Regions from separate parts of the Homo sapiens genome. Here region 2 is linked to region 1. A link is a loop called in an ENCODE intact Hi-C map of the cell type or tissue named here. Cell type or tissue: gastrocnemius medialis. All regions are shown on one strand.

Evidence for each region. Hi-C counts contacts between places; a loop is a spot of excess contacts. Peaks named below come from ENCODE experiments on the same cell type or tissue, not always from the same donor. Only the 100,000 strongest peaks of a DNase experiment are listed, where the experiment ranks them.
Region 2: it touches region 1 in a loop (4-fold over the local background); 11 of 110 quality-filtered maps call a loop at or near these places.

What each region holds. Positions count from the first base shown.
Region 1 is chr1:154,439,986-154,444,985 of GRCh38, forward strand. All of the region lies in intron 6 of IL6R (interleukin 6 receptor), which reads left to right. Among named protein-coding and RNA genes, the nearest start is that of IL6R-AS1, 36 kb to the left of the region's middle. RefSeq lists a silencer at 2,551-2,650. In gastrocnemius medialis, CTCF peaks have their summits at 2,582 (motif pointing left) and 2,781; a DNase peak (open chromatin) is centred at 3,866; H3K27ac peaks cover 3,909 bases.
Region 2 is chr1:154,343,238-154,348,237 of GRCh38, forward strand. It overlaps ATP8B2 (ATPase phospholipid transporting 8B2), which reads left to right. Exons shown (of 28, transcript NM_001370597.1): 16 at 1-64; 17 at 216-331; 18 at 656-820; 19 at 906-1,017; 20 at 1,158-1,263; 21 at 1,404-1,548; 22 at 1,734-1,917; 23 at 2,085-2,308; 24 at 2,563-2,646; 25 at 2,994-3,239; 26 at 3,383-3,521. Among named protein-coding and RNA genes, the nearest start is that of ATP8B2, 20 kb to the left of the region's middle. In gastrocnemius medialis, a CTCF peak has its summit at 2,198 (motif pointing left); no DNase peak of the experiment used is centred here.

The sequences.
Region 1 (5,000 bases):
TCTGCCTCCCGGGTTCAAGCAATTCTCCAGCCTTAGCCTCCTGAGTAGCTGAGATTACAGGCGCCTGCCACCATGCCTGGCTAATTTTTGTATTTTTTGTAGAGACAAGGTTTCACCATGTTGCCCAGGCTGCACTCTAGGTACTTCAAATAAGTGGAATCAGAGAGTATTTGTCCTTTGGTGACTGACTTATTTCACTTAGCATAATGTCCTCAAGGTTTATTCATGTGGTATAACATGTGTCAGACTTTCCTCCCTTTTTAAGGCTGAATAATATTCCATTGTGTAGAGATACCACATTGTGTTGATTCATTCATTTGTCAGGGGACACTGGGTTTGCTTCCCCATTTTGGTTGTGCATAATGCTGCTATGAACACGGGTGTAAAATATCTGTTTAGATTCCTGCTTTCAGTTCTTTTGTGTATATACTCAGAATTATAATTGTGGCATTATATGGTAATTCTATTTTTAAATTTTCATGGAAATGCCATGCCGTTTTCCACAGTGGCTGCACCATTTTACACTTACACCAGAGTGTATAAGGGTTCCAGTTTCTCCACATCCTTGCCAACATTTGTTATTTTTCATTTTGCTGCAATAGTCCTCCTTATGGATGTGAAGTGTTATCTCACTGTGGTTTTGATTTGCATTTCCCTAATGATTAATGTCTTTTTTTTTTTTTTTTTGAGACAGAGTCTCACCCTGTCACCCAGTCTGGAGTGCAGTGGGGCGATCTTGGCTCACTGTAACCTCCACCTCCTGGGGTTCAAGTGATTCTCGTGCCTCAGCCTCCCGAGTAGTTGAGATTGGCATGCACCACCACACCCAGCTAATTTTTGTATTTTTAGCAGAGACGGGGCTTTGCCATGTTGGCGAGGCTGCTCTTGAACTCCTGACCTCAAGTGATCTGCCCATCTATGCCTCCCAAAGTACTGGGATTACAGGCGTGAGCCACCACACCCAGGCTGAGGATCTTTTCATGTGCTTCTTGGCCATTCATATATCTTTGGAGAAATATCTATTCAAATAGAAAGTTCTTTCTTATGTGAACCTAACTCTGGCCTCACTGGCCCTTGCTCTGTTCTCAGGGATAACCAATGACAAATTTCCTAGTCTGCTCTCTCTGAATTCTTTTGGAGTTCCCAGACCTGCATCTGCTTGGGCTCCTCTTCCCAGGCTGTTACATGAGATGGTCTGTGAATTCTTCACCTTTCTGGCCCCCTTCCCCTGAATCTGGTCTCATTTGTGGATGTCCCTCTTTAAGTTGCTGACACTCTCCTTCTATTGGAAGATGGTGTGGTGGGGGCTGTCTGGCCAGCACTGGGTACGGTCTCCACTTTCCAGCCTCAGGTGGATGTGCTTCTTTGGCATAGACACAGCTTCTGTGGGAGCTCAGATAGAACAGTCGGTTTCTTCTCATGTAAGGAGCGGAAGACTTTGAGCCCTCCACCCTATGCATGTGTGGTTTGAGGCAGGGGAAGTCTTCAAAACCCAGTTGTGAATATATCCAAGAAAGAAACCTGCTGCTCCCCTCTCTGCTGAGGGAAGAGCAAGAGGAACTTGGATGATTTTGACGCAAGAGGGGGATTCAGGTTGGAAATTGGCGGGCAGTTCTGAAAAATAAGGGGAAGGTTAGAGCACTAGGTGAGGTGTGTGTTATGGACCACGGTTATTTGGCTGTTAGGGACGCATCAGTGTACTAAACACTGTATCACCGTGTGGGGTGAGCTTACCCACCCCAAGGACCTTCAGCTCTCAAGGCCCAGACAGACAGGATGCACCTGCCTCCCAGACTAGGTGTGGGAGTGGTGGCCTTTGGGAGACACAGAGGTCCTGGGAAGCACCTGGGAGTCAGGTTGTATGACACTGGTAAAGTTAGTTCAGCTCTCAGAGCCTCAGTCTTGTCATCGGTAAAGTAGAGATGATAGCACCAATCTTGTTCCTTTCAGAGAGTTTTTGTGAGTCTGATGAAAAAATATTCTTTAGAAATGCTAAAGCATACTGCATTTGTAAGGGGATCAGCAATTACAGGACAGTGCTGGTTCTTGGGAGGAGAGTGGGACCAGGGGCATCCCAGAATCACTATCCTGGATGCCATCGTGAACTCACTGCATTGGAATCTGGAGGAGGAAGTAGAGTGGGTGGTTTGAGAAAGCTTTCCTGGTGGTTTTAGTATGTGCTTGAGGGGGCTGGAGGAGGGTGCGTGCCCCACTGTAGTATGTCTAATACGTAATAGATGGTGTTCACAGCACGATAAGGCCGTAAGCAGACTGTTCTGTTGGGGCAGTTTAGAGATAGCAGGAAAAGCTTCATGGAGGAGGTGACAATTGAATTATGTCTTGAAGGATGTGTAGGAGGGTCCCAGACAGAAAATGGGGATTGTAGGCAGAGTACAAAGGCACGGAGCTGTGAGCAAGGGGAGGGTGGCAGAGAGCTGCTTGGTGAGGCCGACACGTGTGTGGGTGGGTGGTCTGAGTGGGACAGGTGGAGGCCGGCCTTGGTGGGCCCCTGTAGGAGTGGAAGTGGAATGCCATAGAGTGGGGCTCTGGAGCCTGGACTTCAGCAGGTGCTGCCCCCTTGAGGCTGGGGCCTGGCCCCCCGCACAGACTGTAGCCCAGGATAGCCTTTTGTATGAAGTTGGGGGTCCCAGGGTCACTCTGTCTTAGCCCTGCTTTGGCCAGCAAGGCCAGCACGGTCGGCAGCTTTCTCTCAAGCGGGAGTTCTGAATTTATCCTCTCCTGATGGGAGTTCTCCCTGTCACATCAACATTGAGTCTGGGGGAATCACAAAATCATTTTCTTCTTTTTTTTTTTTTTCAGAGATGGTATCTCATTCTGTTGCCCAAGCCGGAGTGCAGTGGCATAATCATAGCTCACTCCAGCCTTGAACTCCTGCCTCAGCCTCTGAGTAGCTAGGACTATAGGCATGCATCACGATGCCCAGCTAATTTTTTAAAAAATATTTTACAGAGATGAGGTCACCCTATGTTGCACAGGCCTTGAGTGATCCTCCTGCCTCAGCCTCCCAAAGCTCTGGGATTTATAGCCATGAGCCACTGTGCCAGGCTGGAGCCCCTTTTCAAAGAGGGCGTGGGGCAAAATGCCTGGGAAAAGCCCATTAGGTATAAGGGGGTTATTCCTTGCTTCTCACAAATAATCCCTTTAACTCCCTCTCCTATTCCCCAAGAATGGGAATCACACCTGTTGGAGGAGGTGATACCAAAGGTTTGCATTTGCACATGAGGGGGTGCCCTGAAGCCAGGACTGGGCGGTCAGTGCCTCCAGCTACACGTTATCTTCTCAAACTCTTTGGCCATCCATTCTGGAGGAGTTTGTTTTGTTCCTCTCTGCAGCACTCCCAAGTGGGACATTCTGGGGTTAAAGAGCCTTGGTTACACATTTCCGGAGAGATTTTGCCCTGTTCACTTATCCATATGGCATCCCTGAATTCCCTCTCTGCCCTGTTTTCTGCAGCTTTCTGGAACATTCCACTGGGGCCCCGCCCACTTCCACTGCATCACCTGCCACTTTGTGCAGAGCACTGGCTCTGGAGTCAGGCAGCATTGGGTCTAGTTGCTGCCCTTGCCCTTGACTAGCACGACCCTGGGGAAGTACCTCACTGAGACTCAGTTTGCTTATTTGTCAAATGGGAATAATAATGCCTGCCTCAAAAAACCCAAACCCCAGCCTTGCTGGGTTGTGAGGCTTCAGTGAGGTGAGAAGCAATTAGCACAGAGCCTGGCACATGACAAGGGTGCAATAAATGCCAGCATGACTGCCTTTCACCCGTATCTCCTGCCAAGCCTGTCTCTCGAGCTTTGGATTCATGTCTTCAACTTGGCCCAGACTTCTGGCCAGATCCTCCCTCCTGTGCCAGGTGCTCCGCATGACCCAAACCAAACATATCACACCCCTCACAGATCTCCCTGCCCTGCTTGTCCAGGGGACACCCCACCCACCCAGCTACCCAGCCAGGAGCTTGCACATCGCACCAAATGTCTCTGCCTTGGTTTGGGTTCTTGCCACATCTCAATAGCATCTAGCAGTCAGCCATTCTGTTGCACTCCACTCTTCGTGCCCCTCTCCACGACCCTCCTCCCTCATCCTCGCATTGCCTATCCGCCTGACATCCTTGTGCACAACTGGGTGATTCCTAAACGTTGGGATTTCACGGGTCTGTAAAATTTCAAAAACAATTCTGGGGACCAATTAAAGTTGCTAGCTTTTTTTTTTTTTTTTTGAAACGGAGTTTCGCTCTTGTTGCCTAGGCTGGAGTGCAATGGCGTGATCTCAGCTCACCGCAACCTCCACCTCCTGAGTTCAAGCAATTCCCCTGCATCAGCCTCCTGAGTAGCTGGGATTACAGGCATGCGCCATCATGCCCGGCTAATTTTGTATTTTTAGTAGAGACGGGGTTTCTCCATGTTGGTCAGGCTGGTCTTAACTCTTGACCTCAGGTGATCCACCCACCTCGGCCTCCCAAAGTGCTGGGATTACAGGCATGAGCCACCGTGCCCGGCTGGTTGCCAGCTTTTAATTTTGCTAAGTAAGGACATAAAATGTAACAAGTAAGTGATAAATAACTATTAGCATTTACCATCACCATAATTTCATAAAAGAAAGGATGCTTGGTCAGGCGTGGTGGCTCAGGCCTATAATCCCAGCACTTTACGAGGCTGATGGGGGAGGATTGCCTGAGCCCAGGAGATAGAGACCAGCCGGGCACCATAAGGAGACCCTGTCTTTACAAAAAAAAGTTAAAAAAAAATTAGTTGGGCATAGCAGTGCACACCTGTAGTCCTAGCTAAGTGGGAGGCTGAGGTGGAAGGATCACCTGAGCCCAGCAGTTGGAGGCTGCAATGAGCTATGATTGCACTACTGCACTCCAGCCTGGGCAACAGAGGGAGACCCTGTCTTAACAACAAAAAGACTCCTTAACTGCCCCCCACACCCGCCCCCCCCAAATGAGGAAGGGTGAAACCTCAAAATGAGGGGCGCTT
Region 2 (5,000 bases), 97 kb before region 1:
ATCACCTACCAGCTGCTGGCCATCCTGGACTTCAACAACATCCGCAAGCGGATGTCGGTCATAGGTGAGGCCAGGCCTGGGGTGCTGGGGCGTTTGGGGACAGCATTCAGGCCTGGAATGGGTGAAGTGTGCCGGGTGACTCTTGATGTGTTTATGTTGGGGGTCTTTGCCTGTCTGAATTTTTCTGGCACTTTCTTCACCTGCCCCATTCATAGTGCGGAATCCAGAGGGGAAGATCCGACTCTACTGCAAAGGGGCTGACACTATCCTACTGGACAGACTGCACCACTCCACTCAAGAGCTGCTCAACACCACCATGGACCACCTTAATGTGGGTGTGAGGAGAGGAGGGGCCAGCCTGGGGGGTTCTACTCTTAGTGTGGGGGAGGCGACTTAAGTTTGTTTTATTGTGTAAATTTAAGGTCTACAACGTGATGTTTTGATGTGTATATATAGTGAAGTGATTACTACAGTCAGACAACTTAACACATCAGCCAGCTCCCATAGTTACCTCTTTTTATGTATGTGGTGACAGTCCCTAACTGTGGAATGTGGCACACACCCAGTCTACAGTGCAGGATTATTCATTGTCGCCCTCACGCTGTCCATTAGCTCTCCAGACTTACCCAGGTGTGCCTTTCCACTCTGCCTCCAGGAGTACGCAGGGGAAGGGCTGAGGACCCTGGTGCTGGCCTACAAGGATCTGGATGAAGAGTACTACGAGGAGTGGGCTGAGCGACGCCTCCAGGCCAGCCTGGCCCAGGACAGCCGGGAGGACAGGCTGGCTAGCATCTATGAGGAGGTTGAGAACAACATGATGGTACGGGCTGCGGGACGGGCCAAGGATGGGCACGGAGGGCTCATGCCTGCAATTCTTGTGCCAGGAATCCTTGTGGTATTTTCAGCTGCTGGGTGCAACGGCCATTGAGGACAAACTTCAGCAAGGGGTTCCAGAGACCATTGCCCTCCTGACACTGGCCAACATCAAGATTTGGGTGCTAACCGGAGACAAGCAAGGTGAGAGCCCAGCAGGGCAGAGCCAGTTGCAACTGACAGTAGCCCTGTTGGACCCTTGCATGGAGCCGAGGACATCAGGCAGGCAAGTGTGCTGACCTTGTTGGGTGCCTGTCCGTAGCTCCTGCGTTCTCTCTTGGTAGAGACGGCTGTGAACATCGGCTATTCCTGCAAGATGCTGACGGATGACATGACTGAGGTTTTCATAGTCACTGGCCATACTGTCCTGGAGGTGCGGGAGGAGCTCAGGTAAACAAGAAGCCCAGGGGAGGCGGTGCTGTGCGTTGTGCCCAGGGCTCAGGTGGGGGTTTCTGGACCATTTAGACTTGAATCCCTGCTCCCCACTGCCGTTCTGGAAGACCACAACCGTATCATTTCCACCTCGACAGGAAAGCCCGGGAGAAGATGATGGACTCATCCCGCTCCGTAGGCAACGGCTTCACCTATCAGGACAAGCTTTCTTCTTCCAAGCTAACTTCTGTCCTGGAGGCCGTTGCTGGGGAGTACGCCCTGGTCATAAATGGTCACAGCCTGGTAGGCATCGCTATCCTTAGCTTGGGCAGTATCTTTCCAGTGAGCACTTCTGTCCAGGGCTTTTATATCTTGTTCTAATTTCCCCTGATTTCAGAGAAGACTGGTCTCAAAGGGGACTGGGAGGAGCTGAGACTCCCAGGTGTCTCCTGGAAAGACTGGCTCTCTCAGGTTTCTCTGTGCTCCAGGCCCACGCACTGGAGGCAGACATGGAGCTGGAGTTTCTGGAGACAGCGTGTGCCTGCAAAGCTGTCATCTGCTGCCGGGTGACCCCCTTGCAGAAGGCACAGGTGGTAGAACTGGTCAAGAAGTACAAGAAGGCTGTGACGCTTGCCATTGGAGACGGAGCCAATGATGTCAGCATGATCAAAAGTGAGTGTGGGCTGTGCAGGTGTGTAGGCTGGGCTTGAGGCTGGGGAGGGGCCCACTGAGGTCTCTGGACTGCAGAAGAATGACGGGAAGGGGGTTGTAACTTGGTAGGCTCTAAAGTGTGTGGCCGGTGGCCATCTTCACCCTCTTGTCATCTCTTGTCTCTGCAGCGGCTCACATTGGTGTGGGGATCAGTGGGCAGGAAGGGATCCAGGCTGTCTTGGCCTCCGATTACTCCTTCTCCCAGTTCAAGTTCCTGCAGCGCCTCCTGCTGGTGCATGGGCGCTGGTCCTACCTGCGAATGTGCAAGTTTCTTTGCTATTTCTTCTACAAAAACTTTGCTTTCACCATGGTCCACTTCTGGTTTGGCTTCTTCTGTGGCTTCTCAGCCCAGGTAATAAATGTTCCCAGTCCACTGTTGTGCAAATCTGTAAACCTGAGGGCAGAGGTTCTGTCTTGTTTATCACTCAGTCCCCCAGGGCCTAGCTATTTTCTGGTACATACTCTTAAAAAATGCTTATTAAAGGAGGAGAGAAGGAGCCTCAGAAAATTTCTTAGGGTTCTCTGTATGTGACATCAGCTGTCTTCCTGTGCCTGATGTGTAGCAAAGAAAGGTTGCATGCTCCCTTGCTCCCTGTTCTCTTCCAGACCGTCTATGACCAGTATTTCATCACCCTGTATAACATCGTGTACACCTCCCTGCCAGTCCTGGCTATGGGGGTCTTTGATCAGGTATGGGGGAGTTTGATGATCAGATGGGATGCGGGGAAGGTCACTGCTTGAAGGAGTCACATAGACGTGGTGTGTGACACTTGTGCCCATTTCCTGTGGCCACTGGGAAGGCAGTTCTTTCAGCCGGGGAAGGTGTGGCTGGTTCTCCCTCCTGGCTGCAGCTGATCTAGAACTCTCTTGGGTTGCTGAACTAAGTTAGTCTGGGGGTAGCTGGCTTGAGGTTGGTTCTAGCTGCCAAAGACTTTGGAAAGGAGGAGGCAGGGACAGAGTCAGAGTCTGCCCTTGGTCATCCAGGGTCAAAACGGCAACCTCTGAGGCCCCCTATGCTACATGGTCCTCCCACACAGGATGTCCCCGAGCAGCGGAGCATGGAGTACCCTAAGCTGTATGAGCCGGGCCAGCTGAACCTTCTCTTCAACAAGCGGGAGTTCTTCATCTGCATCGCCCAGGGCATCTACACCTCCGTGCTCATGTTCTTCATTCCCTATGGGGTGTTTGCTGATGCCACCCGGGATGATGGCACTCAGCTGGCTGACTACCAGTCCTTTGCAGTCACTGTGGCCACATCCTTGGTCATTGTGGTTAGCGTGCAGGTATGAGGCCATCCAGGAACTCCCCTCTTCTCTGGAAGGAGTGAGCCTTCTGTCCCTGGGGCTGCCCTGGGCACCACAGTTCTGTTTCTGGGGGAAGGGGCTTTTAGGGCGTGCGCCTGCCTGACTATGCCTACTTTCTGCAGATTGGGCTCGACACAGGCTACTGGACGGCCATCAACCACTTCTTCATCTGGGGAAGCCTTGCTGTTTACTTTGCCATCCTCTTTGCCATGCACAGCAATGGGCTCTTCGACATGTTTCCCAACCAGTTCCGGTTTGTGGGTAAGTCCCCGTGGCCTCCTTGAATCGGTGAGGAATCACAGCTGTTCTGGGACTAACAGGACCATCAGCTAATCTGCACATTCAACATTTCTTATGTGCCAAGTATTCTGTTTATTTTATTTATTTATTTATTTATTTTCGAGAAGGAGTCTTGCCCAGGCTGGAGTGCAGTGGTGCGATCTCGGCTCACTGCAGCCTTCGACTCACTGCAGCCTCTGCCTCCCGGGTTCAAGCGATTCTCATGCCTCAGCCTCCTGAGTAGCTGGGATTACAGGCACACGCCACCAAGCCTGGCTAATTTTTGTATTTTTAGTAGAGATAGGGTTTCACCATGTTGGCCAGGCTGGTCTTGAACTCCTGACCTCAGGTGATCCACTCACCTCGGCCTCCCAAAGTGCTGGGATTACAGGTGTGAGCCACCGTGCCCAGCTAGCACAGAGAAATCTGAATAAAGGGAAAGGGAGCCTGCCATGTGGCTCTCTGGGAACTGTCAATCCAGGAAGAGGAAACAGCAATATAAAGGCCTTCAGCCCTGGCCTGGGAGGAGGTCTTCTGCACGTGGAGCTGGGGAGGAGTGGAGGAAATGAGTTGGAGGGTGGGGGTGTGGAATGAGTCAGGATTATTTAAGCCCTTATGGGTCAGAGGAAGAACTTTGAGTTTTTGAATTTTAATCTAAATGTGAGAGGAAGCCATTGGAGGGCTTTGAGCAGAGAAATACCAGAAGCTTACTTATGTTTTTAAAGGGCCGCTCTTACAGTTTCGTGGATAATAAAGTGTAGGGGGCAAGGGTGGAAATGGGAGACTAGGAGGTGAGAGCAGTCACCAGGTGAGCCTAATGAGGGCTCGGAATAGAGTAAAAGGCCGTGAGATTCCAGAGATGTTTTGAAAATGGAAACAACAGGCCGGGCGCGGTGGCTCAAGCCTATAATCCCAGTACTTTGGGAGGCCGAGGTAGGCGGATTACCTGAGGTTGGGAGTTCAAGACCAGCCTGACCCACATGGAGAAACCCCATCTCTACTAAAAATACAAAATTAGCCGGACTTGGTGGCACATGCCTGTAATCCCAGCTACTTGGGAAGGCTGAGGCAGGAGAATCGCTTGAACCTGGGAGGTGGAGGTTGTGGTGAGCCGAGATCGCGCCATTGCACTCCAGCCTGGGCAAGAGCAAAACTCTGTCTCAAAAAAAAAAAAAAAAAATGGAACCAATAGATTGAATGTGGGGTCCAAAGAAGAGAGAGAAATGAATCAAGATAAAAAACAACAAAAAAAAAATTAAAAAAAAATTTTTACAGAAATGAATCAAGATCCATTGCAGGGTTTTTAGTTGGAGCAACTGAATGGGTTGTGGCATTTCCTGAGTTGAGAAAGACCAGGATCAGATTTGGGGAAAGGAAACAATAGTTGAGTTTGGGCCACGGGAAATTCAAGATGCCTGGTATGTCAAGTCTGGCAGTTGAAGCAGCAGGTCTGGAGCTTTG